Regions from separate parts of the Homo sapiens genome. Here region 2 is linked to region 1. The links are chromatin contacts, found by Hi-C or POLR2A ChIA-PET in ENCODE. All regions are on one chromosome and are shown on one strand. Each heading gives the region's core, a stretch centred on a gene start or an enhancer-like site at or near the end of the contact. The rest is flanking DNA. Distances are from core to core; before and after follow the strand shown. Region 1 has its middle 110 kb from the start of ZNF521. Region 2 has its middle 150 kb from the start of ZNF521.

Evidence for each region. Hi-C counts contacts between places; a loop is a spot of excess contacts on that map. ChIA-PET counts read pairs that join two places held with the same protein, here RNA polymerase II (POLR2A). Pooled maps may share reads with other maps.
Region 2: a loop to region 1 is called in a map of gastrocnemius medialis, with 6 times the contacts of the local background. The contact joins two enhancer-like sites. A Hi-C loop is called at or near these places in 3 of 168 maps with a recorded cell type or tissue (aorta, ascending aorta and gastrocnemius medialis) and 7 of 50 pooled maps. POLR2A ChIA-PET finds 5 or more read pairs at or near these places in 2 of 52 experiments (HCT116 and activated naive CD4-positive, alpha-beta T cell).

What each region holds. Positions count from the first base shown.
Region 1 is chr18:25,463,873-25,470,166 of GRCh38, forward strand. No RefSeq gene overlaps it. Among named protein-coding and RNA genes, the nearest start is that of ZNF521, 110 kb to the left of the region's middle. RefSeq lists an enhancer at 271-3,017. Within about 2 kb of position 3,624, at least 8 of the 41 ENCODE cell types and tissues checked have a DNase peak (open chromatin) inside an H3K27ac peak, as active enhancers do.
Region 2 is chr18:25,499,945-25,505,905 of GRCh38, forward strand. No RefSeq gene overlaps it. Among named protein-coding and RNA genes, the nearest start is that of ZNF521, 150 kb to the left of the region's middle. Within about 2 kb of position 3,792, at least 5 of the 41 ENCODE cell types and tissues checked have a DNase peak (open chromatin) inside an H3K27ac peak, as active enhancers do.

The DNA.
Region 1 (6,294 bases), core at 2,374-4,873:
GTGTTAGAGAGGGTCATATCTTAGTTTGGAATAAAACTCATTCATTTGTTCGTTCATTCATTCATTCATTTGTTCATTCATTCCTTCCTTCATTCATTCATTCATTCTTCATTTAACCTATAGCCACTCTCCTACGTGAAGGTAATATAATTCTGAGTTAGATATGGGCTCTAACCCAAGGCAGCTATCATCTACTAGTAATGCAGATGTGTTAATAATTTTGTTTATTAAACCATACTGGTGTTCTGCTAGAGGACAAGGACACAAGAGTTATGGGTGGTGGAGAGAGGGATGTCACAAGAGGCAGAGAAGAGGTAACACTTGAGCTGAAAAATGAGTGTGTTTTTACCAAGTCAAAAAGAAATCTTACTGTCCATCTTTGGTGTCTCCCTTTCTGGACCTTTCTGCCTTACAGAGCTGATGATTACTTGATGTAGCATTCTTCTACCATAAACAATCTTCCATATTCTAGCCAGAGTGATGTCACTATGAGACTATGCCTGGTGTAAACAGGATAAAATTCCAAGGCAGATCAGAAATGAAACTAGATCTCTGTAAGAATGAATTAGCCTCAACATAATAAAATAGTTACAACTTTGTGGGAGATATGTAAAATGGTTTACATCACTGAATGGTCCCAGATGGTAAACATAAGGAAAGATTGTGTCTTAAAATGCATGTACAGTGGATGTACTGTACATACATAGTGCAGAAAAAACTTTTAAGAGCCTAGCATTTTCTAGGCTCCTGGACAATGCATGTTTATGATAATGTGCACCACAAATATACCCACAATTTTCAATGTATTAATCATAGATAGTGTCCAAAACGAGTGAGATGGCAAAGAAAATACGGTCATTGGAAAAGAAGAGATGTATTACTGAATGTGCTAGAAAGTAAAGAACACTAGACTCAACACAATGTGTAAGACAACACAAATGATGGAATGCTTGGAAGAAGGTAATAAATGTAACTTCTAGGAGAGAGACGAGTGGAAGGCTTCTCAATTGCCCTAAAAGAATGGCCTGGCTGGAGTCGCTCAGGGAGGAGGTGAGCGCACAGGCTGGTGTGGGAAATGAAACAAGGACACCAGGGAGACTGATTTGCTCTCGTCCTGTCACTCCCCTGTGAACTTTGGGTCATAGATGGTTAAGTGTGGGAAGGGAAAAGCAGGAAGTATTCTAATGAGAATTCAATTAATTCAAGGAATCACAGAAACCAGGTGTAAACTCTGCCGGATATTAAAAGATCCCTGAGAGGAGACTTAGGATTTTGTAACACGTCAGATCAATTTTCGAGGAGCTGGCAAATTGGCAGCTTCCCGTTTATAGCCCAGGCCTTCCCTAACAGGTCCAAACAATTCACGTCCTTCGACTCTGAGCAAGTGTGACTTGAGACCCCTAACAAGGCCACTGCTGTGAGGGACCCACTCTGCTCCATCTGGGTACCCATGGGGGTCTTCAGGATGCAACGGCCATCCCAGGACACTGGAGAAAGCCCTGCCACCCTCTGAAGGACTTCCAGCCGGTTGCAGGACTCGGCATGAGGGCATGGTTTCCTGTAGGTGTTGGACTGGCCATGATAAAATGACGCATGACAGTCTGATGCTGGGGCTAAAAGCAGCGGGAGCTTAATACCGCGGGGCAAAGGATGAAAACACAGCTGAAAAACAATGTCTAGCTGAAGAGAAGTGTTGAGTGGGGCCCCCGCAGGGGCCACTCCGAGGGCCTTTAAGGACTTTATGTCCGCATGATTAGCCAAGATGAAGGGACCAGCTGCAAACTTTAATTTCCTGATGACACAAAGGAACCATGAACAATATATAGATAGGATTTGAATTTGTAATAAGCAGTGGCCTAATCCACAGCAAAGGATAGTCAGTGTAGACCAAAAAAAAAAAAAAAAGCCTCCTGAAATTTCTTAGGGTCCCCATTCAGACATACTCTTTACTGAGAGTTTTACTTCAAGCAATTTATCTTGGAGGAACTACCAGGGTTGGCTGTGGGAAAGAAGCAATGCACTTTTGCTCTAGGACCCTGAATTCCTGACAAATCCCTCTGTTCTCCTAGCAAGAAGACAAACCAGAGTTTGTATAATAATGTTGCCTGCACCTGGCTGGAAGAATACTCTGGATAAAGGAATGACCACATTAGTCCACTGAGAATATTTTGCCAGACACTAACCTCTTTTATTATACTCTTAATCTCAAGCTAGAGAGGGGAATTTTTAAAAATAATGCTTTCTTCATTCTTAGCAGATGAAAACATAACATTTGAGCTTCTTTCTTTCTTTCTTTCAAGTGCTGTTGGAATCAAATTAGCTGCTGGAAAAGAAAGGCTCAACCTTCATTTTTTGTTCTTACCCTTTCAGCTCTAATCATCTTGAAGTGTTAAGGTGCATAATAAAAAAAATGTTTAGGTCCACAGGAAGTGGCTCGTGATGAGGACTGGCTTTAATAGCACAGGGAAAGCTGAGGACAAAAGGGGCCAGATGTTTTGACAGGGCACCGAGGAGCAAAGAATCTGGGAAAGGGAAAGAAACCTTTCAACAATTCTCAGAACAGGGGGCTTTTTGTCTCCAGCTCTTGAAGAGGTCCTGTGGCATGAGCTTCCCCCTAAGAGGCAAAAGATGAGAACTTCAAACATGCATCAGCATTGTGAACACAACATGTTAATCTTATTAATTATGAAAACCCCCACTGAGGGAGCATTTACATGTGCTAGCAAATTTACCTGCATTATCTCATTTAGTCTTTGCAAAACAAGCCTGCGCAGTTGGCTTTATCATTCCCATTTTACTGGTGAGTCAGTTTAGGCTAAGGAAATGTAAACTTTACTTGTCCATAGACATGCTCACTGTTAAATGTTATAGCTAAAATTAGAGCCCAGGACTTTTTGACTCCAAGACATACTGCAGCTTCCTTGCAATGACAAAAATTACAAGAAACACACTTGGAGCTCCATGATGCTTGTTGCATATTACTGGGATCTGACTCTCTCAGACATCACTTCCGTTGCTAAACGCAAAAACTTATAGCCCTCTTGGAGGTATTTACTCGGTGCCTCCTACTTACCACTAGCTTCCCCTTTCCTCCAAATAATAATAATAATGAGCTGAAAGATTTATACAATCTGAAGAGAAACCAGAGTATTAATAGTAATAATAGGTTACAAAAATATTTCCATGTAACCATTTTCAATATGGATGGCTTTACAATGTTGACACAATCCCTTAGTGTGGCTGCAGAAAAGGGAAGAAATAGGCACACTTCCAGTCCCAGGAGGAACTCAGGGCTGGTTTTTCTCTATTTCTTCTTCCAACAGAAAAGGAATGGGGACATATGTGTTTGTTGGATAGTAAGAAAGTCCTTTGTGTGATACGTGTGTTCTTGTGACTCAGTTTTTGGAAGTCATGGTCAAGTTCTAGTGCTCAGAAATTTGATCCTTGCATTCCTCTCTTTGGCATTGAAAGGTACCTCAAGGCCAGAGCTGGCTGAACAGAGGCTTGTCAGCTGCCAGGGCCTGCCTCTGATGGCCTTCTGGGCACAGCTGTCAGGGAGATTGGGCTGTGTCCCAAGGGGGATGTGTCATCACCCAAATGCCTGGGCAGCGACGGGGGATGTGTGAGGTTTAGAGCTAAGAGGAGTGCTCTCCTTTCACTAAATATTCTTAAGTCTCTGTCCAGGAGCTCTGCCCATGCTGGCCTTCTCTGTACCTCTTTGTCCTCAAAAGTCTATGTCACAGCAGGCTGCTGGGTTATCCTATGGGGACAATTTTGCTCTGTGTAGGCGACCAGCCTCAGAGTGTTTCTGATCCCTAATAGTCCTCAGAACGATGCTGGGAAATGTCTCTGAGAGTCCAAGTTTGCCACAGCCTGGGCTGCTGGAGCCCTGTGCCTTCCCTCCATCCTTCCTGTCTAGGACAATTGAGCTAATTAATGTGACCAGGGAACATTTGAGTTGCTAATAGGAGCCAAGAAAGTGTTGGGGTGTCCAAGACAAATGGCACTTGGCTCATGTTGCTCAACAGCTTAAGTTTCAGTTTTGAAAATTAGTTCAGTTTTACTTAAATCATCTTCTGTGCCAGGCAGCCAATTTTGAGAACTGACGCATGACAAAGCCTCCGTATCTGCAGTGAATAGTCTCTCCATTTTATTTGACCCTTAGGAACTGGGGGAGAAGGTGGTCTGTGCACAGCCTGTCCAAGGCATCCTGGAAGAAGGAGAGAGAGGGGGAACTCTGTGTGTCTGGTTTTGCCCAGTTAAGAAAGAACAAAGTAATCAAGTTAAAACTGTATTTCAATTTCCTCCTCTGAAGAATGTGTTATTAAGTGAATTAACGTGTTGTTTCTTTTATCTGAAGATCTGTGGTAACTCATATCTTCTGAGATGGGTCTGACACGCTTAGTTTCAACAGAAGTAGATGACTTGGCTTTACTGTAAAATAGCAAAGGAATTTTATAAGACATTAGAATAATAACTTACATCTATTTATGTGTTTTTCTAGTCATTGTAGTCACGCTGTTTATCATGTGCAAAGACTGTGAAGTCAGACACACTGAGGCTTGACTCCCATGCTGCCCTTGGCTGGCTGTTTCACTCAAGAATGTTCCTTAATCCCTCTGAGACGCAGTTTCTGAACTTGCCAAATGAAGATAATAATAGTACCTACCTCTGGCCAGGTGCGGTGGCTCACACCTGTAATCCCAGCACTTTGGGAGGCCGAGGTGGGTGGATCACGAGGTCAGGAGATCGAGACCATCCTGGCCAACACGGTGAAACCCCGCCTCTACTAAAAATGCAAAAAATTAGCCAGGTGTGCTGGCAGGCGCCTATAGTCCCAGCTACTCGGGAGGCTGAGGCAGGAGAATGGTGTGAACCCAGGTGGCGGAGCTTGCAGTGAGCCGAGATTGCGCCACTGCACTCCAGCTGGGGCAACAGAGCAAGACTCCATCTCAAAAATAATAATAATAATAATAATAATAGTACCTACCTCTCTGAATTGTTATGAGGAGCCAATGAAATATAAATGTACTAAGTATGTGGCCCGGGGGTTATTTTACAGTAAGTGTTCAGTAAACAAGTCCTAGTTCAGATAATATCTACCTCAGATAAATGTAAAATTAAATTACATCTAACATATGTGGAGAAATTTTCTCACAGTAGGTACCATCAATACCGGTACCCTTACTGTCCCTGCGTATCATAATGGCTAGGTTTGTTGAAATATTAGACGTAAAACTATACTTACATTTACTTTCTCTACCTCAGGTATTTTACTTGAATTCTCTTGTGAATTTTAGTATTCTGTCTACCTACCACTTTCAAACCAATGGGTCTCCAGAAGGGACTGAATTCTGATTCACACACCACAAACAAGCAAATTCAACCACCAAAAATTCTGCACCAAGCCACCACATTGAAGACCATAGGTGGGGATCATGCTGGGCCACCAAGCCATCTTGTCAACCTCATACATGTCCGTCTGGTTCAGGCCTGTAAACCAGGACTCCTCGGCCTGCCCCTCAGGCCTCAGAAATCTCTTCTAGCAAAAAGTATACCTGCAGGCCTGGCTATGTGATTTATAATAGTCTTTATGTATTCCAAGTCATGGGGATAGGAAGAAGGCACTAAATGCCAAGGTTTTAAAGACAGTGCCTCACAGAAATGACCATAAATAGCAGCTCAGGAGGCCACTTACATGAAGTTAGACCCGTTTAGGACTAGGGGCTATTACAGTATGAGCTTATCATAACTTGATTCAAGTGCAATAAGCGAGGAGTGGAGAAGATGACCAGTCAGTGTTAGAAAGCCAAGTGTGGATCAGATAACCACATTAAAAAGATTAAAATGTCCAGCCTGCTATAAATGCCTGCTAAAATCCTAAAAAGGAGCCTGGAGAGACCCATAAAATCATAACTAAGAAAGTAAGGGAGCCCTGAAGCTTTAACCAGATGTTCCTGTGATATGAATGACTATGTTAGTAAATTTTCATCCTAGCAATACAGCTTTGTATTGATCTTTTGCTTTTATTAGTCAGTGCTGCTATGAGATTAAACATTGTCTGGAAGGAAATAGAGGCTTCCCTCTCTAGAAGGCTCTTCTCAGGAACCCAGCATTTGTTATCACAAAGCGCACAAGGGAGTTTATAATGAATTGCACAACAGAGCAGAGGCTTGAGTCTATAAAAAGAGTTATATAAGGGGTAGCCTTATAGAGAATAACCTCATTTGGGAAGCAAACATTGTGTACCGTACCGAGTAGGAAACCTACGGAGAGCTGTCTAAAACAGAAATA
Region 2 (5,961 bases), core at 2,542-5,041, 36 kb after region 1:
ATTATTCAGCCATAAACAGGAATGAAGTACGGATACATCCTACAACATAGATGAACCTTGAAAACATTATATTAAGTGACAGAGGCCAATGACAAAAGACCACATACTATATGATTCCATTCACATGTAAGTCCAGAACAGAAAAATCTATAAAACAGAAAGTACCTTAGTGGTTGCCTAGAGTGGAGGGGTGGGATGGAGGGGGTGGGGACCAGAGGAGGTAACAGATAATGGGATAATAGCTACATAGTGTGGGCTTTCTTTTGTAGGTGATGGAAAATATTCTAAAATTGACTATGGTGATGTGTCTGTGAACACACTAAAAGCCATTAAATTGTACACTTTAAACTAATAAATTAAATGGTATGAAATTATATCTTAATAAACCTGTTTAAAAAATAGCAGATAGAGAGAAGACAGATAGATAGACTAATGAAGTATTGATAAATGTTACAACAGGATGAGTATTAAAAATGTCATGCTAAGACCGGCACAGTGGCTCACGTCTGTAATTCCAGCACTTTGGGAGGCCGAGGCGGGTGATCACCTGAGGTCAGGAGTTCGAGACCAGCCTGACCAACATGGAGAAACCCTGCCTCTACTAAAAATACAAAATTAGCCTGGCATGGTGGTGCATGCCTGTAATCCCAGCTACTCGGGAGGCTGAGGCAAGAGAATCGCTTGAACCCAGGAGGCAGAGGTTGCCGTGAGCCAAGATCGCTCCATTGCACTCCAGCCTGGGCAACAAGAGCAAAACTCTGTCTCAAAAAAAAAAAAAAAAAAAATCGTTCTCTGTAAAGAATACAGTTACAATGGCCACACATTATACAACTTCATTTATATAGAACATCTAGAATTGGCAAATCTGTAGACAGAAAGTAGACTGGTGTTGCCAGGGTCTTGGGAGAGAGTGGAATAAGAATGACTACAAATGGACATAGGGTTTATTTTGCGGGTAATGAAGATGTTCTGGAACAAGGAAGTGGAGATGGTTACACACCTCTGTGAACATACTAAAAAACACTGAAGTGGACACTTTTTTAAAAAGGTGAATTTTATGTTATGTGAATTATATCTCAATTTAAAAAAAAGACAAAAAAGAGACATCAATAAATGGTTATGTAAGAGAGATACATGGTTATACATGAGAGACCTTGACTATCAGTTCTGACAGTACAGAGATTGCTCAATTCTGTCAAATCCCATTCCTCAGGGAGGTCAGAACAGACTATTTGATTTTTTTCCTCTTTAAATATTAAGATGAAGGATACATTTTCTACATATATATGTATAGATTTTTACTAAATGCTGCAAAGTGTCTTAAAATAAAAATGAACATTAAAAATTATTTTCTGGAATATACCTCAGGAACATAGGCCTCAGCTGGGCACCTGCCACAGGGAAAGCCCAGGCCCAGGCGTGCTGAGTATCAGTGGAACCTGCGAGGCCAGGCTGTGGAGCCCGAGAGAGAGAAAATAGTGCTGGTGTGGCCCCTGCTGTAGCTGCTTTGCTAGTCAGTTCAATTACCCATCCTCGAGTTTCCTAAACAGCAAAAGAGACCTAGCCTAGTATGGGTGTCTCCCATTCATTCTAACTCTGTCATTCAGTCTCCAAGTTTACTAAAGAAACTCTGAGTTTAGGTATAGAGTGAGTAATGATGAGGCTGGCTGGTGGAGCATCATCTTCAAAAAATAAAACCAACAAATACAAACAGAACAACAAATCCCACTATAAGAACTAGAGACTGGACCTAATTTTAATCCCCCTTGATTAAAACCTATCTTTTCTTATTCCTTCAAAGGCCTGGGAACATTCCTGAATGAATGAGCAGAGCCACCTCCAGAGTGAGACTTCTCAGGACAGTTGCCCCCAGTCAGGTGTGAGGACTCAATGCTCAGTGCCCAAGGGCCCAAGCCTAGGTGGAACCATGGAAGATGCAGTATTTCAGGAAGGCTACACCAGAGATATGGAGAGAATAAGAAAATGAACTCCCCAGCGGAAACCATCCTGAGGCTTATGTAATGTACATGCATTCACACAATCAGCCAGTGGCCCTGCCCACATGTTGCAGCCACAGGCTGGCTCCTGCCCGCTTTTCTACTTTTCCTCTCATGGCCATTCCTTTCTTGGCGATTGAACCAAAGAGAGGGATGGGGATAGGGAGGAAAGATACACGATGGGTTTGCCACAATCTCCACTCCTCCTGGAATGTGTGAGGCAATGAAAACTCCCTGGAAAGAGATGGGCTACGAAGCCAGGCTGCTCACACTGGGACCCTGGCTCCGTCCCTTCTGGTTGTGTGACTTGGGGTCAATGTTTAAACCCTGTAATTTTCAGATTCCCCATCTGTAAAGTGGTATGTAAATTCCTACTTCAAGGAATTGTTGTGAGAATTAAATAACATATGCTTATTAAATGGTAGTTTTTTTAAACAATGATAAAATAAAATCTGTACTTGTAACCCCTCTATATTAATCCTGATATTTCCCCAATAGTTTTTAAATGTAGCTACACGAGTCCATCCAACTAAGTTATTTATACCAACATGACTTAATGAATAGTTATGATGGTCTGCATTAAAAACCTAGGCATCAGACAGAACCTCTTTCTCATTTTTGACTCAAGCACATGCCAGTTGTGTGAGGTAAGGAGGGTGCTTTAATCTTTCCAAATATCAGTTTTCTTATATATAGAATGGGAATTTTAATAAGATAGCATATTTAAAGTACTTAGAAGACTACCTGGGCAGCAACTAGTATAAATAAATGATAGTAGTAGCTCCTTTACTCCTCCTCTTTATATATGCTAACTTGCTTGTATTCATGTTTTTTAGATAATTCAAATCAATTTAATCATTCCAAGCAGCTCAACAACCAACAATCTGATGGATAACTGATTTATCTATGGTAAATTGCCCGGATAGTGAAAGTGGTTGAAATGTACAACTGGACGTTGCTACAGTCTGATGAGTCTTCTAAATAGAGAAAATGTTTTAGAATTTTAAAAGTAATACATTAAGAGAAATAAACCATATCACATGTTCTCTCTTACATGTAGGAGATTTAAAAAAAAGTTGATCTCATGGAAGTAGCAAGTAGAATGGTGGCTACTGAGGCTGGGAAGGGTGGGAGGTGGGCATGAAAAGAGGTTGGTTAATGGGTACAAACATAGTTAGAGAGATTAAATAAGTTCGTGTTCGATAGCACAGTAGGATGACTACAGTTATCAACAATTTATTGTACATTTCAAAATAGCTAGAAAAGATTTGTAATGTTCTCAACAAAAAGGAATAATAAATGTTTGAGGTGATGGATATTCTGGTTGCCCAGATTTGATCATTTATACATTGTATGCCGGTATCAGAATATCACACGGACCCCATAAATATGTATAATTATTATGTATCAATTTAAACATCGGGATCGAATCTTATACAATTACGGACACTGATAAGGGAGTTCTGTTTGTCTGTTTCTTAGGAGGGATGCTGAACCTGAAGTCACAAGACAGCTGGTCAGGATCCGAAGATGGGCAGGAAGTCGGGGAGAGCAGGGAAAACTGAAACTCATAAGGACCCCACGGGAGTGTGCATCTGTCTGTCCCTGAAAGCCACATTGGCCCCTTTCCATCCCATCTCTAAGCCTCCACCCTTGTGGCCGAGGCTGCTCTGAAGAGAGGCTGGTGTTCTTGCTGCAGAGCCCCGCTCACTCCTGGACCAGGCTTTGTAAAGCTGAAGGAAGCAATTCCAGGGACCGGAGCTTTGGACCCAGTCAGTATAGTGAGCGAGCAGATCTGTGAAAATATGTGTGAGCCGCAACAGAGTCCAGCCTCCACGGCCCTTTCAAGGATAAACACGGCTCCGCTCCACTTCCACCTTCCAGATCTTGCACAAGTTGTTCCTATGCCCATCCTAACCAGGAACATGCAGGGAACGGAATTCTGGGAAATGTAGTTCAGCTTAGCCGAGTCAACACATTACAAAGCCACCGCATGGGAAAATAAAAGTTTATTGCTATAAGCCACTTACAAAAAAATTTATATGCTACAGAAAATGGTCTCTGGAATTTACCAAGTCTCTCTCTCTCTCTCTGTCTCTTTCTCTCTCTTTCTCTCTCTCTCTCTCTCCTGGCTCCAACTTAGCACTTCCTTCAGAAGTACTCAGTTTTGCCTTTCATTTTTTTCATGTAAATGCAGAAATAAATTTCTCCAGTTTACTGAAAAGTATCTCCCAGAGGGACCAAGGCAGGCAGGAAATTAAACTATGGTGCTGGAATCATTTTACCATACCAGCTTTACCCCACGAATGTAAATTTAGGGAATTCCACTTGTCAAAGTCCTCTTTGAAGCTTTGAATAATTGGATCCCAATTATTCTTAACCACGTTATACAGGCCTGTGCTCCTCTTAATATCTAAATAGATCTCATTTTTTGCCACCTACTAAAATTCTCCAAAGTGAATATTGCCACATTATGCTCTCCAGTTAAGAGTGAAATTTCTGACTAAAAATGTTTTTTACTCATATCCAGAGATGGCTGCAAATTTCTCCATGATAACTAAAGCTGTGAGAATTGGCATCACATTTGAATTGGTATTAACTCGTAGTAAAAATATGCTCAGCAAGAAGAAATCATTGTACTTTCTACCAATCATTTTAATACCTGAGACATCTTCTTTCTTACTAATAGCTATTCATAATGGTTATAAAGTCAAAACAGATAGCACAGAATATAAAGGAAAATCATAGTATCTGGAAAGCATCCCTTTGAACAGGCTGGATACAATATCAATTACACGTTCTTACTACACTTTCAAAAGAAGGAGTTAATGTTTAAAACCATGCCATGCACATTCTCTTGTTATATAATTTTCTTTTGGTTTTCTGTTTCTTACAGAGCACTGTTATCAAACAGCTACACTATATTTTTGTGAACTCTGAATATCAATTCTTCCTTTCAACTTTGCAAGAGAAAGTGAAAGAGTTGTATGAAAACCTTCTTTAAATTGATAAGAAAATAGGCATGTCTCCATACAGTATTGAGAATCAAGAAGGCATTAGAATTATCTTTAGCAAATGTACATATCATCACTAAAAGTATTTGTTAAGCACTTAGGCACCATGCTAGATGCTTTCTGTCTTCCACAAGTTTATAATCTAAATCTACCATTACTGTCTTAGATGAATGCATACAGAATGGGGGAAGGGAAATTCAAATTGTTGAGTTTCTATGATGAGCCACACACAGAGTTTGCTATTCACTTTTTATACCTGATCTCATTTAATTTTCACAGAAACTAATGGTTAAAGAGGATCAGTAATCTACTCAAGTTTCTGCAACAAGCATGTGAGAGAATTCTTACTCATACTCTGGTATCACAGGCCTGTTTGTTCCATTACATCAGTGGTTCTCAGCTGTGGCAGTTTTGCTCCCCCCTCCCAAGGAGACATTGGTCAATAACTGGAGATATTTTTTATAATCCCCACTGCTGGAGTGCCACTGGCATCAAGAAAGTGGAGGCCAGGATATCTCTAATTATCCAACAATGTGATCACCCTGCCACACACAGGATTATCTTGTCCAACACACCAAAAGTGTTCAGTTGAGAACCCCTGCATCACACCACTCACAGATGAAGATGTTGATAAACCGTAATAAAACGTCATACCAGACATGAGTGCACAGATGGGTTTACATTTTGTGATTACTTGAGACAAAATTACCACATGGATTTATTGATTGTAATTCAGGATCACAATCAGTTGTGAAAGGCAGTGGCTGAGAAGTATGTTGGATGATAGAAACAAATCACTTTGGTATGAAGTTTTGTTTTTTCATTTCTTACCCTGGGATTGTTTGTCAAGTGATCAATCTACTTGTGGTAAGAAGTAATTATTTTTTAGAGCCTCTTTAACTTTTACCTTCCCCCCAGCCCTGATTTTAAATTCTAGAATTTTCAGAATG